Regions from separate parts of the Homo sapiens genome. Here regions 2 and 3 are each linked to region 1. Evidence: read pairs that join two places in POLR2A ChIA-PET (ENCODE). Cell type or tissue: Panc1. All regions are shown on one strand.

What was found. ChIA-PET counts read pairs that join two places held together with the same protein. Peaks named below come from ENCODE experiments on the same cell type or tissue, not always from the same donor. Only the 100,000 strongest peaks of a DNase experiment are listed, where the experiment ranks them.
Region 2: POLR2A ChIA-PET joins it to region 1 with 7 read pairs; 2 of 35 experiments call an interaction of 5 or more read pairs at or near these places.
Region 3: POLR2A ChIA-PET joins it to region 1 with 5 read pairs; 2 of 35 experiments call an interaction of 5 or more read pairs at or near these places.

Annotation. Positions count from the first base shown.
Region 1 is chr10:27,189,692-27,194,691 of GRCh38, forward strand. It overlaps a transcript of ACBD5 not described here and the pseudogene RNU2-24P. Among named protein-coding and RNA genes, the nearest start is that of MASTL, 37 kb to the left of the region's middle. In Panc1, no CTCF peak of the experiment used is centred here; a DNase peak (open chromatin) is centred at 2,730.
Region 2 is chr10:27,494,767-27,499,766 of GRCh38, forward strand. No RefSeq gene overlaps it. Among named protein-coding and RNA genes, the nearest start is that of RAB18, 7.0 kb to the right of the region's middle. In Panc1, no CTCF peak of the experiment used is centred here; no DNase peak of the experiment used is centred here.
Region 3 is chr10:28,346,146-28,351,145 of GRCh38, forward strand. No RefSeq gene overlaps it. Among named protein-coding and RNA genes, the nearest start is that of MPP7-DT, 45 kb to the left of the region's middle. In Panc1, no CTCF peak of the experiment used is centred here; no DNase peak of the experiment used is centred here.

The DNA.
Region 1 (5,000 bases):
CCAACATGGCACATGTATACATATGTAACAAACCTGCACGTTGTGCACATGTACCCTAGAACTTAAAGTATAATAAAAATATATATATATATATATAAATAAACTTTTGTTTTCACAACGGCATAATGTTTATTGGATGAATTTAGAAAAAGAGTAAAAAGAAAAAATAAGTTGGTATCTGTTAAAGGAAAATGTTTTATTCTTACATGAAAAATGCAAAATAATAGATGTGACTTGTTTTCCTTTGGAGCTCCAAAATAAAAATATCAGTAAACACTTATCTAAAAAAATAAAATAATAATTGTTTTTTAGGCTGGGCATGGTGGCTTACGCCTGTAATCTCAGCACTTTGGGAGGCTGAGACGAGTGGATCACAGGAGGTCAGGAGTTCGAGACCAACCTGGCCAACATGGTAAAACCCCGTCTCTACTAAAAATATAAAAATTAGCCAGGCATGATGGTGCGCGCCAGTAATCCCAGCTGCTCGGGAGGCTGAAGCTGGAGAATTGCTTGAACCTGGGAGGTGGAGGTTACAGTGAGCCAAAATGGCGCCATTGCACTCCAGCCTGGGTGACAGAATGAGACTCTGCCTCAAAAAAAATTATTTAAAAATGTTTTGTCCCACCCCCATTAAATGTTAAACAAATCCAGAAATTATGTTTGAAGAATGTCCTGTTTATCTTGGCCCACCTATGTTAGAATTAAGTAAGATGAAGTACATAGCAAACATAAAAGGTGTTTAATAAAATGATAATTATTTGAACCCTAAGTACCCTACTGCCTCCTGGAATATGTACTTTAATTTTGGGTTCGGGAAGTGGTAACTATATAAAGCCTTACTATTATGCTCCAAAACATCTTGAAGGACATTCGGGTCTAATTCCTCTATTTGCTACAAAGAACTGTCTTATTTTTAGCCATTTATAAAAATGCTGAGAGTCCAGAATATAGTACAAATATATTTACTGTTTACACCAGGTCTTTCAATTAATACCAAGCCAACCATGGATGAGTCATTCTTTTAACTGTGTGGAAAGTGTATTGTACGGGACAACATTTGAAGGAAGGAGACTGAATAAAAGGCTTCTGCACCAGCCCACCTGGATTCAAGACATATTTTAGAGGTAGGAGCAACAGGACTTTACTGATATATGGGATGAGACAGGTGAGAGAATGGAAGAGCCACATTTGACACCTAACTTCTGGCTTGAGCAGTTGGGTGGATTGTGGTGCTGCACCCTGAACTGGAATGAGGGACAGGATGGGTAGACATACTAAGTTTGAGATGTCTGTGAGACACCCAAATAAAGAATTCAAGAAATCAGTTGGACACCTCCAAATAAAAATGGTATGTCTGCAAATTCTTTTACACTCTTCCTTCAACAGGTGAATGAATAAACAGAGGCACATCTATATAATGGGCTATTATTCAGCGCTAAGAAGAAATGAACTACAATGAAAAGACACAGATGAATCTTAAGTGCATATTACTAACTGGAAGAAGCCAGTCTGACAAGGCGACACACCGTATGATTCCAAATATACGACACTGTAGAAAAGGCACAACTATAGAGACAGTAAAAGGATCTGTGGTTGCCAGAAGTTAGGAGGGAAGGATGACAAGGTGGAGCACAGAGGATTTTTTAGGGCAGTGAAACTACTCTGTATGATATAATGGTGGATACATATTTTAAATTTGTCAAAACTCATAGGATGTACACTAAGAGTGAGCCCCATGGTAATGATATGTCCATGTTGGTTCATCAGATGAAACAAATGTACCACTCCACCAGATGTTGACGGTGGAAGAGGTTGTGCAGGTGGGGCGGGGGGAGAGGAGGGTAGAATATGGGAGCTCTACTTTCCACTTGATATTGTTGTAAACCTAAAACAGTTCTAAAAAAGTCTATGGCCAGATGCGGTGGCTCACGCCTGTAAGCCTAACACTTTGGGAGATCGAGGCAGGCAGGTCACCTGAGGTCAGAAGTTTAAGACCAGCCTGGCCAACATGGTGAAACCCCATCTCTACCAAAAATACAAAAAATTAGCTGGGTGTGTGGTGGTGGGTGCTAATGATCCCAGCTACTCAGGAGGCTGAGGCAAGGGGAATCACTTGAACCCGGGAGGCAGAGGTTGCAGTGAGCAGAGATTGCACCTCTGCACTCCAGCCTGGGTGACGAGAGGGAAACTCTGAATCAAAAAAAAATAATAACAATAAAGTCTATAAATAACCTAACAACGCATCTTAACTAGGAAAGCAAAAACAAACCCAAAATTAGTAGAAGAAATAATAAGATACAGCAGAAACAAATGAAACTGAAACTCCCCAAAATACAAAAGATTTTTAAAAATGAACTTGGTTTACTTTGAAAACAAAATCAACAAACCTTTAGCCAGACTAAGAAAAAGGAATACCCAAGTAAATAAAATCAAAGATGGAAAAGGAGACAGGACAACTGATACCGCAGAAATATGAAGAATCATCAGAGACTACTGGGAATAAATATATGCCAAAAAACTGGAAAACCTACAAGAAATGGATACATTCCTTGACACTTTTTTTTTAAGTCTACATCCAAAGTAGGGATTGTGAAAAAAAAAATTTATAATAATGAAAAAAAAAGTCTACTGGGGGCTGGAGATGGGGTGGCTTAAACACTCTCTCTCTCCTAGTTCCATGAAATAAATCCCAGAGAGTAACTGACTGCTGGTTCTATGCCCATCACTGTGATGTCACTGTGGTCAGGAGAATGGGATATAAGCTGACCAGGCTGAGTCACATGTCCATTACTGTGAGTCACGATGGGGCAGCAATGGGCATAGCTGGGTGTTCCATTTAGCAGCCTCACCAGAATCACTGGATTCTCGTGGAGGAGGAAGAGCGCTCCAAGGGAAGAGGGGAGGGGACAGAAGAGAGGGGAAAGGGTGACCAGTAAAATTTAAAAAATAACTGATACTCCCTTGCCTGATTTTATGTAGGTATAAAAAGTTCTCTTCAGGCTTGGCACAGTGGCTCACAGCAGTAATCCCAGCACTTTGGGAGGCCGAGGCGGGTGGATCACGAGGTCAGGAGTTCAAGACCAGCCTGGCCAATATGGTGACACCCTGTCTGTACTAAAAATACAAAAATTAGCCGGGCGTGGTGGCGGGCGCCTGTAATCCCAGCTACTCAGGAAGCTGAGGCAGAGAATTGCTTGAACCCAGGAGATGGAGGTTGCAGTGAGACGAGATCACACCACTGCACTCCAGCCTGCTGGGTGACAGAGTGAGACTCCGTTTCAAAAAAAAAAAAAGTTCTCTTCAACACATGTTAAAGAATTGAAACAAGTGAGGAAATTTCTCTATTTCTCTTTTTTTATGTTTTTCTTTCTTTTCTTCCTTCCTCCCTCCCTCCCTCCCTTCCTCTCTCTCTTTCCTTCCTTCGTGTGTGTGTGTGTGTGTGTGTGTGTGTGTGTGTGTGTGTGTGTGTGTGTGTGTGTGTCTTGCTCTGTTTCCCAAGCTGGAGTGCAGCGGCAAGTTAATCACCTGAGTTTGAGACCAGCCTGGCCAACATGGAGAAACCCTGTCTCTATTAAAAATACAAAAAAATTACCCAGGCAACGTGTCTGGCACCTGTAATCCCAGCTTGAGAGGCTGAGGCAAGAGAATTGCTTGAACCTGGGAGGCGGAGGTTGCAGTGAGCCGAGATTGCGCCACTGCACTCCAGCCTGGGCAACAGAGCGAGACTCTGTCTCAAAAGAGAGAAAAAAAAAAAGAACTGATAAGAACTGATACTACCCTTGATCTTAGCCAAAAGGCTAAGAAGTGATTAAATAATTTTGTATACAAAAATATAACTATGAGAGCCAGTTCTTGCCAATGAGATGTGAGGAGTCTCCTGTGTGGGACTTTCAAGAAAGTTACTGTTTCCTGATCAGATGGAAAAATACAACTGTTAATTGCTTTCTGCGCTTCACTCTGTGCCTGCCTATAATGTAGACATTAGATCTAAATGTACTTCACTATCTTGCAAGCATGAAGATAAAAGCTACACACTAAAGATGGGAGAAAGAAAGACAGGAGGAGCCTGTCTACCTAATGGCATTGTGGAAGCACCTTCCCGGCCCTGGACTTCTATCTCCAGACTTATATCGAAGGAAAAGACCCAGTTACTTGGTCAAGCCACCACAGCTGGGTTTCTATTACATGAAGCAGAATAATGATACCTTAAATGATACATCACTTTTATTACTCTGTAGAAGTTACAAGTCATAGATGGGTATTAAAAACAAAACCCAGGCCAGGCGCGGTGGCTCACACCTGTAATCCCAGCATTTTGGGAGGCTGAGGCAGGTGAATCACCTGAGGTTGGGAGTTCAAGACCAGACTGACCAACATGGAGAAACCCTGTCTCTACTAAAAATACAAAATATTAGCCAGGAGTGTGGCATATGCCTGTAATCCCAGCTACTCAGGAGGCTGAGGCAGGAGAATCACTTGAACCTGGGAGGTGGAGGTTGCAGTGAGCCGAGACGGCACCATTGCACTCCAGCCTGGGCAACCAGAGCGAAACTCCGTCTCAATTAAAAAAAAAAAAAAAAACCCTCTCATCATTTTCCACATAAGACCAGAGATGTGTATTTAAGATGGTTGATTAGGGCTGGGTGCGGTGACTCACGCCTGTAATCCCAGCACTTTGGGAGGCAGAGGCAGGAAGATCACCTGAGGTCAGGAGTTCAAGACCAGCCTAGCCAACATGGCAAAACCCCGTCTCTACTAAACGTACAAAAAATTAGCCAGGTGTGGTGGTGGGTGCCTGTAATCCCAGCTATGTGGGAGGCTGAGGCAGGAGAATCACTGGAACCTGGGAAGCAGAGGTTGCAGTAAGCTGAGATCACACCACTGCAATCCAGCCTGGGCGGCAGAGCAAGACTCCATCTCAAATAATAATAATAATAATAATAATAATAATAATAATAAGATGGTTGATTAGGGTTCATTGTGTGGCTGTGGGAAGCTAT
Region 2 (5,000 bases), 310 kb after region 1:
CTTCATTATCATATGGATTGAAGGTTGGATTGAAGATTGCTGTTATGTCTCTTGCGATTTCTCTGAAGGTCAGATAACAACTTAGTCTGGGTTTGGTGACATGAAACTGTAGCATGGATGTCTCCATTTTGATTTTTAGTTTGGTCTTTTGGGGCCTAGAGCAAGAGCTTAGTTCAAAAAAGTGATCTCCTATAATTTTTATTTAACAGAAATTATTGCTATGTATGGTGGCAGATGCCTGTAGTCTCAGCTACCCTGGAGGCTGAGGCAGGAGGATTGCTTGCACCCAGGAGTTTGAGGCTGTAATGTGCGATAATCATGCCTGTGAATAGCTATTGTACTCTAGCCATAAAAACTGAATAGAAATTGAGAACTGAAAAACACAGTAATTGAAACTAAAAAAAAAACAAAAACAAAAACAACTCACTGTATGGGCTTAATGGCAAAATAGATATGTCAGAGTAAAGACCCAGTGTATGTGAACAAAGTTCAATAGAAATGATCTAACCTGAGTAACAGAGAAAAAGATATAAAAACACCCACTTGGACTCAGGGACCTATGGGACAATAGCAAAAGACCTAACCTTTATGTCACCAGAGTCCCAAAAAGAGAGAAGAAAACGTGGTGCCAAAAAAACTATTTAAAAAACTGGCTAAAAATCCTGAAATTTGGCAGACAACATAAACCTACAGATTTAAGAAAATCAGCAAAACTTGAACAGGATAAAACCAAGGAAACCCATTCCAAGACACATTATAACTAGTATATATATAACACATGAACTAAAGACAAATAAAAAATCTTGAAAGCCATCAGAGACAAATGGCTCATTACTTACAGGGAGAGAATGATGCAAATGACTATGGAGTTCTCCTCAGAAACCACAGGGGCCAGAAAAAAGTGAGACAGTTTTCAAGTGATGAAAGAAAATAACTGTTAATTCATAATTGTATATCTGGTTAAAAAAATATGTTTCAGGAATAAAAGTGAAAGACATTCTTAGATTAAGTATACTTGGAAAACTATTAATTAAGGACAACCAACAGAAATGATAGGTATATGGGCATATATAATGGGCTATTATTTTTTCTTTAGTCCTTTAAATATGTTTGAAAGCAAAAATTTTAACAATGTTGAAATTGCCTTTGCAAAATTATGACTGAGACAGTGAAGGAGAGCTAATCTAACCTACTCTATCTTGGTTCTAACCTTTAAACTGTCCTTGTTCCTTTCTGGGCTTAGGCTGAACTAACTTTGGGAGGAACTTAGTTTACAGTTTATAGTTGAAAACAAAATCGATAACAGCCCTTTCCCAAAACAAACCTTCTTCTTGCCTGGGGACTAGACTGCCTTTGTAGGACAAACAAATTAACCACAAGATTAGAAATTATGGTTTAGGAGTCATGCAGCTGGAGGCTGCAAGACTCTGACCCTCCCTAAACTGCTCCTAAGATCAGTGCTTGAGATATTTTGCAGACCCTGCGCTTGTTGGATCAGCTGGCACCACCCAGATTGATACACTTGATGATCTTGTGGCCCCCACCCAGGAACGGACTCAGGGCAAGGAGACAGCTTTGACTCCCTGTGATTTCATCTCTGACCTGACCAATCTGCACTCCTAGCTGACCAGCTTCCCCTGACCCACTAAGTTGTCCTTAAAAACTCTGATCCCTGAGTGCTGCTTGGGGAGATTGATTTGAGTAATAACGAAACTCTGCTCTCCTGCACAGCTGGCTCTGCGTGAATTACTCTTTCTCTCTTGCAATTCCCCTGTCTTGATAAACTGGCTCTGTCTAGGCAGCAGGCAAGGTGAACCCACTGGGTGGTTACAATGTCTGGTGAGGATTTCAACGAATGTAGATGTAATGTACAAGACAGCCATAACAGAAGAGGGGGAAGTTACAGGAATCTATGAAATAAATGAAAATATATCATATTTAAATTTGTAGGCTGCAGCTACATCAGTGCTTAGTGGAAATTTTCTGCCATTAGATACTTTATTAGAAGAAAGATCTCAAATCAATAACCAAACTTCCTTATGTAAAACTAGAAGAACAAGAACAAAAAGCAAGCAGTAAGAAGGAACTAAGAAAGATAAGAATAGATATCAATGAAATTGAAAACAGAAAAGAGAAAAATCAATAAAAGTTGGTTCTTTGAAAAGATCAATAGGATAAATCTCTATCTAGCAAGAGTGACACACAAAAAAAGTGTGAAGTCCAAATTACCAATATCAGGAAAGAAATAGGGGAAATCACTACATACCCTGCATACTTTAAAAAGATAATAAACAGCTTCACTCACATAAATTTGACAGCTTAGTTGAACAAGAATAATTTCTAAAACACACAAACTGCCAAAACTGAGCAAGATAAAATAGATAATTCAATAGTCTTGTGACTATTGTAAATCATTAATTCTCCGTTGAAAATTTTCTGAAAAAGAAATCTCCAGGCTCAAATAGTTTTGCTGGTAAATTCTACCAAACATATAAAGAAGGAATAAAACCAATTCCATGCAACTTCTAAAGAAATTAAATCAATAACAAATAACCTTTCAAAAAATAAAGCACCAGGCCCAGATGCCTTCACTGGTAAATTTTACAAACACTTAAGGAAGAGTTAAGTTTGAATTTAGGTCAATTTTCCAAAATCTCTTTTAGAAAATAGTAAAGAAAAGACTTCCCAACTAATTTTATGAGGTCAGCATAAAATATCAAAATTAGACAAAGACAATAGACAGTAGGCCAGGCACTGTGACTCACCCCTGTAATCCCAGCACTTTGGGAGGCTGAGGCGGGTGGACCACAAGGTCAGGAGATCGAGACCATCCTGGCTAACACGGTGAAACCCCGTCTCTACTAAAAATACACACACACACACACAAACATTAGCCAGGCGTGGTGGCGGGTGCCTGTAGTCCCAGCTACTCAGGAGGCCGAGGCAGGAGAATGGCATGAACCCGGGAGGTGGAGCTTGCAGTGAGCTGAGATCACGCCACTGCACTCCAGCCTGGGTGACAGAGCGAGACTCCATCTCAAATAAAAAAAAAAACTCCTTCCCCCTCAGAGTGTTATATTTGTTACAATTTATGGAGCTACACTGACACATCATTATCACCAAAGAACATAGTATATATTAGGGCTTACTCTTGCTGTTGTACATTTTATGGGTTTGAATAAATGTATATGGTATGTATCCACTATTACAGTATCATGGAAAGTGGTTTCACTGACCTAAAAAATCCTTTATTCTATGCCTATTCATCCCTTCCTCCCTACTAACTTCTAGCAACCACTGATCTTTTTACTGTGTCTATAGTTGTACCTTTTCCAGAATGTAATATATTTGGGATTATATAATATGCAGACTTTTTAGATTGGCTTCTTTCACTGAGTAATATGCATTTAAGTTTCCTCCATGTCTTTTTATGACTTGTTAGTTCATTTCTTTTCCATGCTGAATAATATTCCATTCTCTGGCTCGAACACAGTTCACATATCCATTTTCCTACTGAAGGATATCGTGGTTGCTTCCAAGTTTTGGCAATTGTGAATAAAACTGCTATAAACATATGAGGGCAGGTTTCTGTGTTAAAAAAGTTAAAACATAAATTTTAAACTTCTTTCGGCAAATACCAAGGAGAACTGAATTGCATGCTGAATTACATGGTAAGAGTCTGTATATGTAGTAGTATAAGGAACCATCAAACTGACTTCCAAAGTTGCTGTACCATTCTGCATTTCCACCAGCAATGAATCAGAGTTCCTGTTGCTCCATATCCTACTCAGCATTTGGTGTTGTCAGTGTTCTGGATGTTGGCCATCCTAATAGGTGTATAGTGGTATCTCATTGTTTTCTTTTTATTTCCCCAATGACATATGATTTGGAGCATCTTTTCATATGCTTTTTTGCCATCTGTATATCTTTTTTGGTGAGGTATCTCTTAAGGTCTTTGGTCCAGTTTTTGGTCGGATTGTTAGTATTCATATTATTGAGTTTTAAGGTTTTTTTGTACATTTGGATAGCAGTCTTTTGGCAGAGGTGTCTTCTCATTCTTTTAACATTGTCTTTCTCAGAGAAAATTTTTAAAGTTTTAATTATGTCCAGCTTATCAGTTTCTTTCACGGATCATGAAACGTCTTCAGTGTTGTATCTAAAATGTCATTGCCATACTCAAGGTTATCTAGATTTTCTCCTATGATACCTTCTAGGAGCTTTATAGTTTTGTGTCACACATTAGGTCTGTAATCCATTTTGAGTTCATTTTTGTGAAAAGCGTAAGGTCTGTTTCTAGATGCATTTTTTCATATGTGGCTCTCCAGTTTTTCCAGCACCATTTGTTGAGAAGATTATTTTTTATCCATTGTATCGCCTTTGCCCCTTGTCAAAGATCAGTTGACTATTTATGTGGGTGCCAGGCTTTTATCATATCGACTCTGCCATCTTTTCCTCCTGCTCATGCTATCATGGATTGATGCCTTTTGCCCACAAAGCCTCTTAAAGTTGTGTAATCAGAGTTGGGTATGGTGGCATGCACCTACAGTCCCAGCTCCTGGGGAGGCTAAGGTGGGAGGATCCTTTGAGCCCAGGAATTAGAGGCTGCAGTGCTTTATGATCATACCTGTGAAGAGCCACTGCACTCCAGCCTGGGAATTAGCGAGAAACCGCCTCTTAAAAAAGTTTCACTGGCTGGGCCCGGTGGCTCACGCCTGTAATCCCAGCACTTTGGGAGGCCAAGACGGGCGGATCATGAGGTCAGGAGATTGAGACCATCCTGGCTAACATGGTGAAACCCCATCTCTACTAAAAATACAAAAAATTAGCTGGGCATGGTGGCGGATGCCTGTAGTCCTAGCTACCCGGGAGGCTGAGGCAGGAGAATGGCGAGAACCCGGGAGGTGGAGCTTGCAGTAAGCCAAGATGGTGCCACTGAACTCCAGCCTGGGTGACAGAGCGAGACTGTCTCAAAAAAAAAAAAAAGTTTCATCATCATTGCT
Region 3 (5,000 bases), 1.2 Mb after region 1:
CTACCAGAAATCCAGAACAACATCATTTTTAATAACAAAATAGAAACATTAAAATTAGGATCAAATCAAGAATGTCGAGAAACACTGCTGTTATTCCACATTGTATTAGAGCCCTAGCCGATGCAGTAGATGCAAAAAATAAGATAAGATGTAATATTTGAAAGAGAGACTTTCATTATTTATATGCTGTAAAATCAGTGGTATGATGATATATGATAAACAACTGGTTCTGAGTGTAGTTTCCAGTATGAATGTTGGTTGATGGTTTTATTTATATATGAACAACTTAAAATTAAAATGGAACAACTTGAAATTAAAGTGAAACAACTTGCCTGAACTTCACTTGTTGGTCAATGATATGAGCAACTTCTTGGTTAAATTGAAAAATCGTTTTTGAATACTTCAAGAGTATTTATTTCCTCAATTTTTTGTGTTTTTCACAATGTAATGACTACAGGTATGACACATTCACAAGTTTAATCTCTGTGTTGTCTGTTTTGTGTCATCCTAACAAAATATCTGAGACTGGGTAATTTATAAAGAAAAGAGATTTGGCCAGGTGTGGTAACCCACACCTATAGTCCCAGCACTTTGAGAGGCCAAGACAGGTGGATTGCCTGAGCCTCAGAGTTCAAGACCAGCCTGGGCAACATATTGAAACCCAGTCTGTACAAAAAAAATTTACAAAAAATTAGCTGGATGTGGTGGCACACACCTGCAGTTCCAGCTACTTGGGAGGCTGAGGTGGGAGGATCGCTTGAACCCAGGAGGTGGAGGTTGCAGTGAGCCAAGATCATGCCACTGCACTCCAGCCTGGGGAACAGAAGAAAGAAAGGAAAGAAAGGAAAGGAAAGGAAAGGAAAGGAAAGGAAAGGAAAGGAAAGGAAAGGAAAGGAAAGGAAAGGACAGGAAAGGGAGAAAGAAAGAGGAAGGAATGAAGGAAGGAAGGAAGGAGAAAGAAAGGGAAAAGAAGAAAGAAAAAAAGAAAGAAAGAGAGAAAAAAAGAAAGGAAAGAAAGAAAGAAAGAGAAAAGAGAAAGAAAGAAAGAGGAGAAAAGAGGTTTATTTAGCTCACACAGTTCTGCAGGCTGGGAAGTTCAAGGGCATGGCCTTGGTTTCTGGCAAGGTCTTTTGTACTGCATCATAACGTGGTAGAGAACATCAAAGGGGAAGTGGACATGTGTGAAGAGAGACAAAAATCTGAAACACATCCTGGCTTTATAACAACCCACTCTCTTGGGAACTACTCTGTTCCCTCGAGAACTAATCCAGTCTCATTGGAGTGAGGACTCATTCAATACTGTGAGAATGGCACCAAAACATTAATGAGGGACCCATCCCCTGACCCCCAGCACCACCACATTGGGGATTAAACTTCACCATGAGTTTTGGTGGGAACAAACACAAACCATGTCCAAACCATAGAAATTTCCATTATTAACATTTTCTCCATTACATTATTAAGTCTAGACAGTTAACAAAACAATAAATCAAGACCTAAATGGTAACATTTGCTGGTTTCTGTAGTGTAAATACAGTACTCCTGTGATGGTTGCTTTCAACCTACCAGAGGGACATCACTGAATGTGGAGCTGGAAGAGACACAATAGCATACTGTCATAAAGAATTTCCATTATATAGAAACAGAAGAAATAAATAACCTCAAGAGCATAGATAATAGTAAAATGTAAGAAAACAATTAGGACATGATGAGTTTTGAGCATTTATTACCTTAGTCTTTTATATAATCTATTTAATTGTAAGTTTACATAATTTAACTCTTTTTTAACATTTTTTGCTTATTTTAAATTATTATTGGCATTCTAATGTATTTTTTAGTTTATTTACATAATTTAATTCTTAATAATGGCTATGTTTAACAACCACCTCACAAAATTTCTGAAAACTTAATAATCAAGTCTCATAAACTGGCATAAGCCAGCTCTATGGCATCACATAATTGTGTATCCAGAAAATCAAAAATAATCAAGTGAAAAACTAAAGAACCAAAAGAACATTCAACTAAGTTGATTGGATACAACATAATTATAAAACATAGAGTTAAAAAAATCAATTCAACATCATCAATGTTTCTTTCTTGTAACAAGAACAAGAAAATCATTAAGAAAAATCCTAATACATAAAGCATAAGGCAGATATTAAAATAAATATAAAATTTTATTGATTCACATTTTAAAGACATAAATAAATGAAGAGATATATCATGTTCCTGCATAGGAGTAATATTGCAAACATGTAAATTCTCCCTCAAAGTAATCTATATGGTCAATGCAATCTCATTCAAAATTCTAACAGAATTTAATTTGGATATTGGTAAACTGATTCTGAAGTTTGTTGGAAAAGACCATTCCTATGAATAAATCTGTGAAAAGGTTTGATCTCCTAGATATAGGAACATTCTATAAAATATTGGTAATTAAAATAGTGAGAGTCTGGTGCAGGAATAATCAAGTATACTGATGAGACGGAGGAAGAGTTCAAAATGCTTCATTTGTTACAGAAATGTTATACTGCATGTGAAAAGAGCCAATTCACATCATTTGGAAAAGCAAGGAGTGCTCAAAAAATGATGTTAGGAGAATTGGTTTTCATATGGAATAAGCAATCCAATGACCATCACTCACTGAAAATCCAACTATGTACATATCTGATGTGTGTTCTTTTGTCTACCTACCCTATAATTTAATACAAATTTTAAAACTTCTGCTATTTCACACCAAACAAACAAACAAAAAAACTCAGGTACCTAAAAGAAGTAAACATTAAAGAAAGAAATGACTTTAAGAAAACACAGGAAGTTATTTTTGTAATTTTGGCATGGTGGCATGGTCACTCTGTTGCCAGGCTGGAGTGCAGTGGCACAATCTCAGCTGACTGCAACCTCCGCCTCCTGGGTTCAAGCAATTCTCGTGCCTCAGCTTCCCGAGTAGCTGGGAGTACAGGTGCGTGCCACCATGCCCTGCTAATTTTTGTATTTTTAGTAGAGACGGGGTTTCACCAAGTTGGCCAGGATGGTCTCAATTTCTTGACCTCATGATCGGCCCGCCTTGGCCTCCCAAAGTGCTGAGATTACAGGCGTGAGCCACCACACCCAGCCAATGGGCAGATTCTTAAAAACTTACAACCTTTGTATGGCAAGAGGCTCCATAATTCAAGGTGAAAAATAAGTTACAGATGGGGAAGAAATATTTGCTATAAAAATAGCAGTCAAAAAATATGGATTAACAAAATATCAAGAGCTCTTATAAATCAATAAGAAAAAGACAATCAACCCAATTAAAAGAAAAATCTAAGTCATCTCTGTCCAATAGAAATATCACGTGAGCTACATATGTAATTTTAAATTTTTTATTAGTCACATTAAAATTATTTAAAGCAGTATCTCTTATTACATTGATATGTAATCAATATAAGAATATTAATGAGATATTAAGATAACCAATATAAAAATATTAGTGAGATCTTTTGTTTAGACCAAGTCGTTGAAATTTCTGTGTATCTTACACTGACAGCACAACCCAATTTAGGCTGTCCACTTTTCAAGTGCTCAGTGTCCACATTTGGCTGGTGATAATCAAATTAGACAGCACAGGTCTAAGCAATTCACAAAATAAATATGAGTGGCCAGTAGACTAAACTATTTCTTCATTGAGGAAATGCAAATGAAAGAAACAAGATGCCACATTTCACCCACCGCATTGACCAACACTGAAAAACCGAAAATTATTTAAAACTTGTCTTAGCTACAAAGAAGTTTGTTATAGGATTGCTTGTAATAGCAAAAAGAAGCCTAGGCAACATGGTAAGATCTTGCCTCTACAAAAAATTTAGAAACTAGGCAGATGTGGCGGCATACAACTATAGTCCAAAGCTACTTGGGAGGCTGAGGGAGGAGGATCACCTGAGCCCAGGAGATCAAGGTTGCAGTGAGTCGTGATTGTGTCACTTCACTCCAGCCTAGGTGATAGAGTGACACCTTGTCTCAAAAAATATAAAATAAAATAAACAGCAAAAAGGAAAGAAGAAAATGAAGAAAAGGGGGAGGAAGGGGAAGAAATAGCTCAAGTAGCAGACCGAGTTAAGCAGGTTAGAGTGCACTCCTGCAATGGAACCTACTTGGTGATTTTAATACATTATTTCAGCTATGGATATTGACATAAAAAACTCTCTTAAAAAAAACAGTAGACAAACCAACTTGTGGGACATTTTATGTAATATGATTAATATAACATACAACATTTTTATGTTCATATATACATAGATTCCTAAATGCATGGAAAGGTGATCTGAAAGGCTGTAAACCAAAGTATTAATAGTCCTCTAGGGTAGGAAGGGGTATGGTGGATGGGCCTGTTGACAGTGGGAGTGGGAGCTTTCATTTTGCAGTGTATAAATTTTTGCATTAGCACATGTCATATTTGCAACTGGAAGAAGTTTTAAATATGGGAGGCTCAATAAGCCACAGTTGAGAATTCAGAGTTCTCTGGCATCCATGTTTTATGGAACCAGCCCCCTCAGTTGTTCCATTTCTGAGAAATATGCTGAGGCCATCCTAGGAAAGGATCACTTAGAATCCCATTTTTTTTTTTTTTTTTTTTTTTTTTTTTTTGAGACAGAGTCTCGCTCTGTCAACCAGGCTGGAGTGCAATGGTGCGACCTCAGCTCACCGCAAGCTCCGCCTCCTGGGTTCAGGCCATTCTCCTGCCTTCTCCTGCCTCCGCCTCCTGAGTAGCTAGGACTACAGGCCCCCGCCACCATGCTTGGCTAATTTTTTGTATTTTTAATAGAGACAGGGTTTCGCCATGTTAGACAGGATGGTCTCGATCTCCTGACCTCGTGATCCGCCCGCCTCGGCCTCCCAAAGTGCCGGGATTACAGGCGTGAGCCACTGCACCCAGCCTAGAATTCCTATTTTTGACAATTGTTGCAAGCAGCTCAGCATTGAAGGTATTTCATGCAAACTAAATTTTCTATGTTATT